Linked DNA regions of Mus musculus: region 1 is linked to region 2. A link is a contact called in ENCODE Hi-C or POLR2A ChIA-PET data. All regions are on one chromosome and are shown on one strand. The core of a region is the stretch at or near the end of the contact, and the rest is flanking DNA. Distances in the headings are between cores, read along the strand shown.

Evidence for each region. Hi-C counts contacts between places; a loop is a spot of excess contacts on that map. ChIA-PET counts read pairs that join two places held with the same protein, here RNA polymerase II (POLR2A).
Region 1: a loop to region 2 is called in a map of T-helper 17 cell, with 2.1 times the contacts of the local background. The contact joins the enhancer-like site here to the promoter of Faap20 in region 2. A Hi-C loop is called at or near these places in 4 of 37 maps with a recorded cell type or tissue (CH12.LX, T-helper 17 cell, heart and 1 more). POLR2A ChIA-PET finds 5 or more read pairs at or near these places in 3 of 5 experiments (Patski and embryonic stem cell).

The regions. Positions count from the first base shown.
Region 1 is chr4:155,160,842-155,167,295 of GRCm38, forward strand. Ski (ski sarcoma viral oncogene homolog (avian)) reads right to left here. Exons shown (of 7, transcript NM_011385.2): 2 at 1-115. Among named protein-coding and RNA genes, the nearest start is that of Ski, 58 kb to the right of the region's middle. Within about 2 kb of position 1,716, at least 1 of the 3 ENCODE cell types and tissues checked has a DNase peak (open chromatin) inside an H3K27ac peak, as active enhancers do; it is heart, where a contact is called at or near this core.
Region 2 is chr4:155,244,714-155,251,372 of GRCm38, forward strand. Faap20 (Fanconi anemia core complex associated protein 20) reads left to right here and starts at 5,253. Exons shown (of 4, transcript NM_001190445.1): 1 at 5,253-5,349; 2 at 5,793-5,937; 3 at 6,043-6,323. The coding sequence starts at 5,288.

The DNA of each region.
Region 1 (6,454 bases), core at 466-2,965, 87 kb before region 2:
AGGAACCAGCCAAGGTCCGCAGCCAAGTGGACTGCTTGTCCTTCTCAGAAGACGCAGGGGACTGTGAGGAAGTGTCGTCTGTTTTGGGTCTTATGGAAGCTGGGGGCTCTGAGACCTGTGATCAATACAAAAGGCCCCGGTTGGGATCCCTGGGCCCAGGCAGGTCTTCCTACCAGCCCCATGGTATCAAGCTCCCCACTGGATCATCGTAACTCCACAGCTATGAAGGAGCCCCGGGGACCCAAATGTACGGAGCTACAAACACAGTGTGCCCTTGACCCTGTGCAGAAAGGGAAGCCTGATGTGTCTACTAAGGGACGAGGACGTCACATGAGACAGAGAAATGCTATGCTGCTGTGGGCTGCAGTGAGGTGACCTCACTCACAGCTGCAGCGGGCTCTGTGCTTTGACCTGAGTTTCTTTGCCTTCAGTCCACACTACTTTAGAACGCAGCTATGATGCTAAGAAGGCTGGACGGGACCAGTCCCACTCTAGGACCATGTCAGGAATGGGCTAAATGACCCAGCAGCAATGACTTCAGGCTCATGTGTGATCCAACAACCAGCTGTATTAAAGCCTGTAAGGAGCCTGGGAGGGCTGGGCTACCCTCTGGGTGGCCTTTATCACTGCGTCATTAGAGAGCACTGCAGTTACCCTCTCCCCAGAGGAAGGAAATACTCAGCTTGAAGGATCATGACACACCTCACAAAACAGCTTTAACCAGGTGTCACCACACTGCCTTTGCTGTCAGCTTACAGAAGCCACCCAGTACCTTAACTTTTCTCAGGCACCAGCCATGGTCTATTTTGACATCCAGCATTAAGTGATACACACCTGAGCCAGTCTGTACGTGAAATCCAATGGCCCTCCCCCTAAATAAATGTCACATGTCACACACGCACCGACATTCCCTGTGCAGAACAATCCGTGGGCCTCTTCCTCAGCAGCTAAGCCTACAGACGCTAAGCTACTGTCCCTCAGCTAGGGTCTAAGTAGATGACATGGACCGCAAGGCAGACATAGCAGAGCTTACACCTTGGCCCCACACACAGCCTCCTTTTAAAGGGGGAGTTACCTTGGGTGTGATGGGAGGGATGCAGCCAAAGTGAGGCTTCTGGTCTACAGAAGAACAAGGCTCTTCTCTAGAATACTTGGGGGAAACAACTTATCATAAAACTGGCCTTGCCTTCCTTGAAGAGGCAATGAGGAAGAAGGCAGCCAAGGTAACAGCTTGACAGGTTTCCTTCCATGAAACCTGGAGAGGAGAGATGATCCACCCCATTGGAGGCCTTCACCAAGGCCCAGGTAGTGAGCAGTGCACGTGCTGGGTCCTTGTCCAGTGCTTGTGCCTGGGAGGCCTGCTGCCTTTCCAAGTATAAGCAAGTCTTTGGGGCGAGCAAAGGGAAGGACCTCTGTATTCAGGGGCCTGCACTGGGGGAAATCACTGGAGGGATGACACTGGTGGTGTCCCCAGGGCACTTTCAGAGACAAACCCATACTCAGCTGGGGTGCATGTTCCTCAAACACAAATAACTGTTCAAGAAAAAAAGACACCAAAACTACCTTTCTAGAGGGAATAACTCATAGTGTCAAACTGTCACTTAGCAGAGGCTCAGTCAGTGGAGGCCATGTACGCTCCCTGCAGGAGTAGATATTCAGGATGCTGGTGGGGCAGAAGAACCCACTTCCGGAATTGCAAGGATCCCTCCCACAATGAAGGCAGAAGGTGGGTGTTGCACACCAGGGTGGGGCTTCCTGTCTGAGCAGACACTGGAACAGGTGCAAAAAGTGAGCTCTAGTCTCTCACAGAGAAAGCCACAAGTCTAGTCTGGGACACCTCTCAGGCAGCCTCAAAACTGTGACCCAGCAGAAAATGCTGGGGAATAGGACCACTGGGTGAGGCTACTTCCTGTTCAGAAGGGCCATGGGGCGGGAGGGGGGGTTGCTAGACTACTATACTGGGGTCAAAGTCTCCTAAGGCAACCCAGATGTTTCACACATGGGACGGGGAAGCCCCTGGAGCTAGTGGAAGAGTCTTAAGGTAGCTGGAACAACTCCCCTGAGATGTTCATAGAAAGTCCAAAGGCAAGTAGAACTCTTACAGAACAAGGAAGTGTTAAAACTAGACAGTGCCAGGAATTTCCCCTTTAGTACCAAGCTAGCTGCATACATGAGCTGAAGGGCAGTTAAGCAAGAGGGCCCTGATGAAGGTGTCCTACTCTTCAAAGGAACAGAGAAAGAGCTTCGTCAGGTTTGGGATATCAGTGTCCACAGCATGGACACTAGGAGTCCTTGGAGTCATCCAATGGTTAACAAAACTGTACCATAGCGTGTGTCCCCTCTACGAGAACCAGTTAGGACCAATCTGACCTTTCTTGGGGCCTCAAAAACAGTCCACAGTGCCTACAAGCCAGGAGGGGAGCTCTGGCCCCACAAGCTAAAGCCAGGACCTAAACAGGCTGGCAAGAGGCAGCCCTGCCCCCAAAAGTCCAATACCAAGAGCTATTATCAGGCTGTATCGGGGAGGAGCCAGCTGAGCTGGCCACAGCGGTGCCCTGTGGCCACTTCCTCTCTGGGGCTTCAGACAGTGGTGTTTGTTTCCCCCACATCCCAAGGGCAAAGGCATTGAGAACAGGTGTCACTGAGGGTGACCTCTGCACCTGTGCAGGAAGGGCAGGGCCAGGCAGGGCTGTGGATATGCAGATCCATCCATCCCAAAGCAGGGGAAGAGCCAGCTGAATCTGCCCACCCCACCCCTCCCCTCCCCACCCCACCCTGCACCGCGGAGTCCATGCACTCTGACCTACAGAGAACTTAACAATCCTTCACCTTCTACCTCAGAAAGAATACTTGAGACACTCTTACTGATCAAGGAAAGAAACAGGACAGGACACTATGGGCCTGTGGGTCACAGTGGGGCCTGGCATTCAGATGAGCTGTGGCCAATGTGGCTGCTGTGTCTAGCACTTGTCTCTAGCCTCAGACGGACAGAGAACTGGCAGGCAGGGCCTCAGGGATTTGTGGCCAGCAGGAGCCAATCAGCACAGACCGTGCACCCTGTGGATGCCCAACAAGCATAGACAGCAGGTAGCTGGAGAAATCGTCCCAAGGCACGGCAACTTGTCACAGGCAGTAGTCACTATGGCCGGCACTGCGAAGGGAGTGAGTAGATTCGGGGTTCTAAAAGAGGCCTGCACACTGTGCTAAGGTGACCGTGGTAACTAGATCCCCACACAAGAAACTGAGAACCACAGGGGCCCTACACAGCATCTGCTCACCTCACACGCTACAGAATCCCGACAGTCTCCACTCTGGCCTGTCCTGAAAGAACAAGCTCACTGCCATGGTTCACCCCAAGATAGCCCCCCCCCCCCCCCGACTATTGAAGAAACTTCATTATCAGAGCCAAGGTGATGGGGCACGCATGCACACTGGGAGTCCAAGGCCAGCCTGGTCTACACAGCAAGTTCCTGGACAGCCAGAGCTACATAATAAGGAGATCCTGTCCCGAAAATAAAACAAACAAAAAGAGTCTGCCTCAGAACCTGTCCCCAAGGCCTGCGCAGCCATCCTTCCAGCTGCATCCAGTTTCTTATCCTTGATTTTGAGTGTGTGTGTGTGTGTGTGTGTGTGTGTAGGTGTGTGTAGGTGGGTGGGTTGTGATCAGAGCATGCAGCTTAACTTCCTATAGTGCTCTGGTCACTGCCCCAGACGCCAACCATCTTTAAGTGACCACCAAATGGTCATGGGAGAACACAGGGACTCTGCTGTATGTCCCTGACAATGCAGACAGTACCCACACCACAGGGCGGAACCCAGGCAAGCTTCCAAATGACAGAGGCAGGAAAGGCCAACAGAAGGAACAAGTGTCAGGAAATGAGGCTGGCCTGATTCCAGCCAGGCTCTCAGCCTATCTAGTGCCAGGGTCTCTTGTCACTTACGCCCTTAAACACACAAATACAACAGGATGGATTATGAGGGAACACCCAAACTCAACAGCTGCCAACAGCAATAAGGCAGGCTAGGCCCCGCTCTCTGTGCATGGAAAGGGCCACAGTCATCCGGGAGAAGTCTGTGAGGTCTCGTTGCCTCACTCTAAGCATTCCCTGTGCAGCGTGTGCCAGCCTTGAGGACTAAAGGGCAATGACAGGAAGGGACTCGGAATTGGCTTGTGACAGGAACAGCCTTCCCAGGTATGAGCCAGCTCTGCTGTGGGGACATCATGTAATTAATACCCACCTATTTAGAAGCCCTCAGAAATGCTGTCTATACATCCCTTGAGCTAAAGAGATGGCTCAGTGGGTAAAAGCCCTGGCTGTTCTTTCAGAGGACTTGGATTTGGTTCCCAGCACTCACAAGGTGACTCACAACCATCTCCAATGCCAGTTTTAGGGAACTGATGCCCTCTTCTGGCCTTCATGGGTACTAGTCACACACATGGCATGGCCCACAAACATATATACATGTAAACATACAAACATAAAAAAATGTCTCGGTGGTTAAGAGCATTTGCTGCTGTTGCTGAAGACTTGGGTTTTATTCACAGCACCCACAGAGGGGTTCACAGTCATCTGGAACTCAGGTTCCACAGGATCAAACGTCCTCTTCTGACTTTTTCCAGCCCCAGGAATGCACATGGTGGGTATGTAGATGTATGTGCAGGCAAAGCATTTAAACACATCACAAATTAAAACAAGTAAGTCTCTAAAACTATACTTTGGGAAGTTATTTCATTTTATATGAATAATTATTTTGTTGTTGTTGTTGTTGTTGTTTTCAAAACAGGATTTCTCTGTGTATCCTGGAACTCACCGGCCTTAAACTAAAAGATGTGCCTGCCTCTGCCTGCAGCTTGCTGGGATTAAAGTCGTGCTCCACCACCCCTTGGCTAAGCACTCTACTTGCATGTGTTTATTATGTGTGTGTCTACTGGAGCCTCTGGCACTGCAGTTATGGGCAGTTGTGAACCACATGTGGGCATTAGAGATAGAATTCAGGTCGTCTGCAAGAGCAAACGATGAATTCCTAATCACCAAGCAATCTCTCCAGGTCCCTTCCCAAATTGGAAAGGAGGAAGGAAATGAGGGAGGGAGAGAGGGAGGGAGGGAGGGAGGGAAAGTGAGTTGCATCTCTCTTAAGACTCTGGCTCACTGTGGACAAAGTGCTGGCTGTTCTCTTCCAGATTCTAGAGCCAGATACAAGGAGATGCCAACACCCTAGAGCAAAAAAAAAGGAGGTTTCACCTTGTCTGCCCTGGTAGGAGTTGCCACACATATAGAAGATTCACTAGATGCCAAGACCCAACTAAGTATCATGGCACAGGCAGGTAGTCTCTGCCTGAGGGTGTCAGGGCCTGGATGCCTACACATAGATACACTGAGATAGACTGGGCCCAGCTGACATTCTGCTAGATGCATAAGGACCCTCAGAGGTTACATTAGCAGTCGACCTGTGGTCCCTCTGGTTGGCAACTTCTGCCAGTGTTGTGATGTTGTTGATGACTACCTCAAACCTCCTGGCCACTGGGGTTTGTCATTTATACAAAGATAGTCCACACCCAGGCCCAAAGAGCAACATATGTGAGCCATCTGGGAGTCCATGATCTCCTTAGTGGGGGCAAACCTTTAATAGGATATTTTGATGTTACCTCAATTCTGGAGCCAGAGACAACGTCAAGCAACTTTACCAAAGTCAGAGGCCATACACCTGGCTACCCCTCAGGGTTGGGACCTCCATGGTACACCAGGGTTGGAAGTAACTCAGCGATGGTGGACAGGGCTAACCTATGCTTGTGTCCAAGAACAAGCAGCTCCTGCATATTCCAGGGGAGTTGCTCGTTGACAGTAGCTTCCTAACAGAAAGCAGTGAGGCTGAGCCAGGCATGCTTCAAACACACCTCTCCTGAGCTTGAATGCTTTGCAAGGTCTGGTGGGCCGAGCCTTGGGAAACTCTACTTTTGACCCTGACATGGATCCCAAAGGACAGTATCCAACAGCACCACCAGAAAACAGCTCTGGGGTGGGAAACGCCAGTTGTGTCTGGCAAGACTCAGCAGAGAGCCACTGGGAAGGTTACGGTAAGTGTAGAAATACATTAATCCCGTGATGGATGTGTCTGAAGCACTTGGAGAGGAAGATGGTGGGCAGCACCTGGGGTGACACACCAGGGGTATCAGCCCCACAAAGGACCCCGACGCAGTAAGATGCAACGTCTTACCCAGAGTTTTGAGACGCTGGGCACAGTTCACATGCACCTGAGGTGCAGCCTACAGACAGAGCCAGAATGGGATCTGTGTACCAAGGAAACTACAAGTGGCCAACAGGGCAGGTGACTGCTTCTTATAATCTTCTTTTTGTGCCTGCAAATGGTCAAACACTAATGTCTATCTCCAGACCTCTCACAGGTATTGAAATAAGGGTCCCATGTAGAGCAGTGACTCTCCCAACAATGATGT
Region 2 (6,659 bases), core at 4,003-6,502:
CCTATGCAAGAGAAAGAGCAGTAAATTGGAAATCAGCGTTGCTCCTGTCCCATAGAGATACGAGGGTGCTGCTGTCTCCATTGAGGGCTGCCTACAGTCCTAGCCAGATAGGAACTGTGCATAGGCCCACATAGGAAGCCCAAATGCTTTCTATCTCAGCAGTACCCTACATAGAAGTAGGGTGCCATGGACCTGATAGTCTTGGTGCTATAGTTTCAGAGTAAAACACAGAAGGCAACCTGGGAGAAAGAAGGCACTTCCTTGGGCACTGGGAAGACAGGAGGCTGAGGACACACATGGTAATATCTGGGATCAAGGCTCGAGAGTCCGGCAGTGCTCAGGTTTTACTGGAACAACCCTAAATAAGCCTGAGTCTCCAGTCTACAAGGAGCACAACGGTGGGGAATTATCAAAATTTGGGCCAAGAGATTGGAGATATTGCTCAGAAAAGTACCTGCTGCACAAACATAAAAAAACAAACAAACAAAAAGAAACACCCAAGTTTGATTCCCAAAACCTGTCTAAAAAAGATAGGCACACTTGTAATTCCAGCACCAGGAGGTAGAGACAGCTGGATTTTGGGGTTCACTGGCCAGCCAGCCTAGCCTAACTGGTGAATTCAGTCCCATTGTCACAGGGAATACGGTGGACAGAGGCTGAGGAATGACTCTTGCGATCGACCTCTGCCTTGACAAGTATATACACATATATGGAAACACACACATAAACACATACACAAGCATGCTCACACTAATTGAGCCAAATACCTTTCAGATCTTTTTGTTTTGTTACTTCTATAACATACAGTTCTTCCAGGTGAGCAAACACAAGACAGTACACACCTCCCCCACCCAGCGTTTTGGTTTCTTCTGGAAAGTGCTTTTAAGCCCAGAAAAGTTGCTCCTGTCCTTGTAGCCCTGGATCTCAGGAGCCTGCACTGTGTAGCCCACCTGCTTGATTTTCCAGTGCAAGCAGAATTCAGAGTGTGTGTTACGTCCTGCCTCGTGAAAGACTCGGAGCGGTACAGACTGTGTGGTGGGGGTGAAGCTCACTAGAGAAGCATGCCTTGAGTTCTATCCCCAGGGGTAAGAGGACAAAACAAAACAAAAGTTAAAATGTAGCCGGGACACAGCCTGAAACAGATGGCTCTGGTAAACACTACCCACAATTTGTTTACCTCAGATGCTTTTTAAACCTGTATCCACCTGGCTGAGGGGCCCAGAAGGTTAAGAGACCTCTGGCATCTGGGTCAAGGGCCTTCCCATGTGCAGGTTTCCTGTAAATGCTGTTGGATCCGGGTCAAAGCTGACTCTGTGGAAGCTGAGAAACCACAGCCTCCCTGGGGAGTCCCCTGGGGCTCCCACTCACCCCATAACACCAGGAAAGTTTGGTTTCTGCTTGACTTATTGTCTCCACAGGAGGGGCCCCAAGTTTTCCCCCTTTCTGCCACCCTGCTCTCTATGGCTCTGTCCCTCTTTCTGCTATGTCTGTGACCGTGTGGTCCCTCTGAAGCTCTGGGCACAGCTAGGGCACAGTACACAGAACTGCCCTCTGGAAGTTGCCCTATGGTTGCGCTTCAGGAAAACCTAGAAGGGCATTGGGGGGCAGGGCTGGAAGGCTCGGACTTAGGGCTGTAGGAGCTAACCTCCTAGAGAAAGGGCCAACAAAGGCAGGCACAGGCCCTGGATTGATGAACATGAACTGGGCCATGAGAGGGTTTGGAAAAGAGGCTGGAAGAGTTTGTTGAATGTCAGAATGTCACTGTGAACCGACAGAAGTGTGGAAGCGTGGCCTGAAGGGTGGCTCAGGGGTGGGAGCTGAAATGGGGCAAGGTCCTGTCCCCCAGTAGCCTCTCCTCCAGTGTCCCTTGGCTTTTTGGGTTAGATTGCCCCAGCTTGGCTTTGGCCTGCTGACCATGGGCAGTTCCTGGCCACGATCCCCAATTGGAAGCATGAAGAGGTAGAGTAAGGGAGCCGCAGTGTCTGAGCGTCTCCCTCCCCCAACACACCCTTGCCCCCACACCCCATGTGTGGGCCTGAACAACCACTCTGCTGCCTGGCGGATCCTGCGATGTTTCCCAGGCAACTGTCGCATACAGCCTGTCTGCCTGGCACTCCCACACCCCATAAATGCCGCCGTGCCTGGCTCCAGGCAGCCTTGCCTGCTTGGCATACACAGGCCAGCAGGTGTGGGGAATGCAGCCCGCTGTCAGAAGGCCACGCAGGCAGAGAAGCAGCCCAGGCCTCTTGGACATCCTCGTACAGCCAGTGAAGTGAGTATTGCTGGGGTACCCTGTGTAGATGCTATGCTGTTCCGCCTCACAGTAAGAGTGGGATAGCTGAGTGGCATAGCACGAGCATGTCCCCCGGCATGCTGGCCTACTACAGGCCCCACTTGAAAACTAGAGGCCTGTGTCCTTTCTAGGCTTGGTCACAGACAGGAGCTGTCATGACCCATCTGTCCAGTAGATGAATGGTAAACCTAGTTCCCAGGAAGGCAGGGAGAATATAGGAAGCCAAGCAGGACGTGGACGACCCCAGCAGACGCAAACTGGAGTATGATGGACGGGTTCACCTAGTCCACCAACTGATCGGCCCCTGTTGATGTCAGAGACCAATCCGGGGATCAGCTTTGCTAGTGAGAAAGTCAGGACTCTGTTAATACCACCTTGACAAAATAGTATGCCAAAACTCCAACCTGGCTGGCAGACCCTCTTTCCTTCTGAGACTAGCTTTGGAGAGTAGAGTTTAGGCTCTTCCTCTAAGATAATTCAGTCTAATGATGGGCAAAGCCTAAGAGAAGAAAGTAGGCACAACCTGGGCACTGGGCAGATACAGGCAGCCTTATTGCCTCCTACACTGGGCCACTTTCTGTGCCACTGTGTGTCTCCTCCAAAGGGCTGAAATAAGGCCGGGCGTGGTGGCACACGCCTTTAATCCCAGCACTCGGGAGGCAGAGGCAGGTGGTTTTCTGAGTTCAAGGCCAGCCTGGTCTACAAAGTGAGTTCCAGGACAGCCAGGGGCTACACAGAGAAACCCTGTCTCAAAAAAAGGGGGGGGGGCTGAAATATCCTTTTGTAACTGTTGTGAATCTTGGCTCAAAAAAAAAAGTTGTTTCTGAAATGCAAGGGTTAATCCCAACCAGAGAGTATTTTCCAATAACTTTCTTATCACCACAACAGATAGTTCCAGGAGAGTAAAATATTTTCATCAAATTCAACCTTAATTTTGTTGTTATTGTTTTTCAAGACAGGGTTTTTCTTTTTGTAGCCCTGGCTGTCCTGGAACTTGCTCTGTAAACCAGGCTGGCCTCGAACTCACAGAGATCCACATGTTTCTGCCTCCTGAGTGCTGGGATTAAAGGCATGCACCACCACCATCTGGCTTTAATTTTTATGTTGTTGTTGTTATTATTATTATTAATTATTTCCTGGTCTGGAGAGATAGTTCAGTGGTTAAGAGTACTGACTGCTCTCCCAGAGATCCTGAGTTCAGTTCCCAGCAACCACATGGTGGCTCACAACCATCCATACTAGGATCTGATGCCCTCTTCTGGCATGCAGGTGTACATGCAGATAGATTACTTTTTTTTTTTGTTATTTTGTTATTTTGTTTTTTTTGTTTTGTTTTGTTTTGGTTTGGTTTGTTTTTTCGAGACAGGGTTTCTCCGTATAGCCCTGGCTGTCCTGGAACTCACTTTGTAGACCAGGCTGGCCTTGAACTCAGAAAACCGCCTGCCTCTGCCTCCCGAGTGCTGGGATTTAAAGGCGTGTGCCACCACGCCCGTCGATAGATTACTTTCATACATAAATATTTTTTAAAAATTCCTTCCTGTGTGTTGTGAGGGTGGGCACACACACCGTGGTGGAGGTCAGAGGACAACCTCGCCTTCCACCTTGTGAAGGCACTGTGTCCACAAGTCCCAAAAGCTTCAGGCGAGGGGAACCTCCTGTTTCTGCCTCTCCTCTCACAGCACACCTGGAGTCCAGACTTGCGCTGTCCTGCATGGTTTCATGTCAATTCTGAGAACTGACCTCAGGCCCTTATGCTTGCATAGACACTTTGCCTACTGAGTCACCTCCCTAGCCCAAATTCAACTTTTTGTTTTGTTTTGTTTGAGACAGGATCTTTCTTCATAGCCCTGCTTTCCTGGAACTCACTCCATAAACCAAACTCATAGAGATCCTCCTGTCTCTGCCTCCTGGGTACTGGGATGAAAGGTCTGTGCCAGTGTTCTTGCAAAGGATTCAGGTTCATTTCCTAGCACCCACATGGTAGCTCACAACTGTCTGTAACCACAGTTCTAGGCGGTCCAAGACCTTTTTCCAATCTCTGTGGGCACCAGACACATACGGCACAAATACATGCGCTCTCCGAGATTAAACTTGCTCTTCCTCTTCAAGTCTGCAGAGACAGAAGACAACCTTAGTGCAGAAACCATCCCCAGACCCTGGTCTAGACACAACTTCCAGGATGTGGAACCTGGAAGTACACACGGTGTGTGTGTGTGTGTGTGTGTGTGTGTGTGTGTGTGTGTGTGTGATCTCACCTAAGGATGGGGTGCAAAGCTCTGACTGGAGGAAGACCCAGGAAAAGGGTCTGCGAGTCAGATGGTTGCAGGACAGGCGTTTGGAACGGCCCTGACCCCTGGGGGCTGTGAAGTAGAAAGCTACTAGCGAATCCCAATGCGTACATCAAAGTGCCTGGACTTTTGCTGCCACCAAGTGATGGGCTGCAGGATTGCAGGACGGGATATTGGTTAGGTAGGAAGCCCGGGTTTTTCACTCTGAGCCTTCGTCCCCTGGGCTTTGCGGTTTGATTGCTCTTCTCTTTGGTAGAAAAACCCAGTTCCTCCTTTAAGAAGAAGATGCTGGCAAAACTGGGCCTGAGAATTTGGTCCTATCCATGGGGCCTTCCTGAAAAAGACTACAGAACTGGAAACTGAGGCAGGGCATTGTCTGGGAGGTGCCACCGGCAGGGCAAGCCTGACAGCTCTCTGCACGTGTTGACGGAAGGGAGCCCAGGCTCTGCACAGGCTCGAGTGGCCCAATCTCGCACCCCTGCAAACTGGAGGGCAGCTCCGCCCTGTCCCGCCTCTCCCTCAAGGCGGCAGCCTCGTGTTCCCAACGGTTGGGATCTCGGCGCCTTAGATTTCCAGCGCCACAAAGGGGAGCTGGCACTTGGCAGAGCGGAGAGTGGGGGGGGTCTGGAAGCCGCCGGAGCGGATCCCGGTCGGAGGGCGGGCCGGGCTGTAAGTCTCACTTCCGCCGGACGCTGTTTGGAGAAGGATGGAGGAGGAGCGGAGACTGCGGGGGAGGCTGAGCCGTCGGAGGCCGCCCGCGGGGGGCGGGTGAGGCGGGACAGAGCGGAAGGGTGGGGTCCTGGGGGCTTTGGAAGGCGCTGAGACACCGGGAAGGCGATGGGGACGCCTCGATGTTCCCGCCTAGCTGCGGGGTTCCTCGCACGCGTGCATCTCGCTACCAGCCGCGCTCCGCCTCTCTCGGGGCGCGGTCGCTTCTTCCGCCCCAACGCTGCTGTTCCCCACCACCACCTCCGCCACCCCTCTTCACGTCGCCCATTTATCCACTTCTTTCTCAGCCCCAGGCTCCGTTTCCCCCAAGAGTCCATTTACCCTTCTAAGTGAGGTTCCTTCCCGGTCTCTTACTATGGACTCCCTCCTCCATTACCCCATTGTGGACCTGCTCCCTAGCCCTGGTACCCCTCACTGTAGAATCAACTCTTCACGATATCTCTACCATGGATGCCCCGGCTGACTCTTCCTGTGCTTCCCAGGCCCCCTAACTGCCGCCCTTGGTTTCTCTCGGAGGGAAGTAAGAGTGAGCCCTGGGCTGCTCTGTTGCGCAGCACCGTGAGCGGGACCGCGGATTGGACCCCGAACCGTCAGCCATTACCACCGCTGCCTGCTTTTCCCAGCCAGGTGTGTCCAAAAGCACTAAAGAAGGATGACCTGGGAGAGAGTTCTCAGGCCCTGGGGGAGGTCATGGTGTTGGTGGCTGTGACCTTATGGGGACTTACTTTTCAGGAGTCTCTACCTGACCCAGAGTCCACTGTGCCTCCTGAGGCCTTCACTGTGGGATCCAAGACTTTCTCCTGGACGCCTTTGCCACCTGCCCTTCGTGGCTCTGGAAGCTCCCGCCACCTGTTCTGTGAACCTGAAGGCTCCCTGGGGTCACCTACTCCATCCCTGAAAGGATGCCCTGCACTAAATTCTGGTCGAACTCCCAGCGCCCAGGAGTGTGTGCCTGTGCAGAGTCCACTTGCGTTGCTGAGTTGCCCGTTGTGCCAGAAGGCGTTTGACCCGAAGTGAGTGTCCTATCACTTAAGACTTAGCAGGGTGTAAGGTCCACCGACTTAGGAGGCTAAGAGAGTGCCTGGATGTGGCTCTGGCCTTTTGTTTATAGAACTAAAATTTAAATTATAAATATTTACATATATGTGTGCATGGCACATATGCATGTGGAGGTCAGAAGACAACTTCTTGAAATCTGTTCTTAGCTTCCACCATGCGAGTCCTAGGGATTGAACTCAGACCCTCAGACTTGGCAGCAGGAACCTTTATTTGCTGAGCCTTTTTGCTAGTCCTGGTTAATCAAGCGCAAAGTTAGCTTGATTAAGCAGCTGTCAGAACATAAGGCAGCG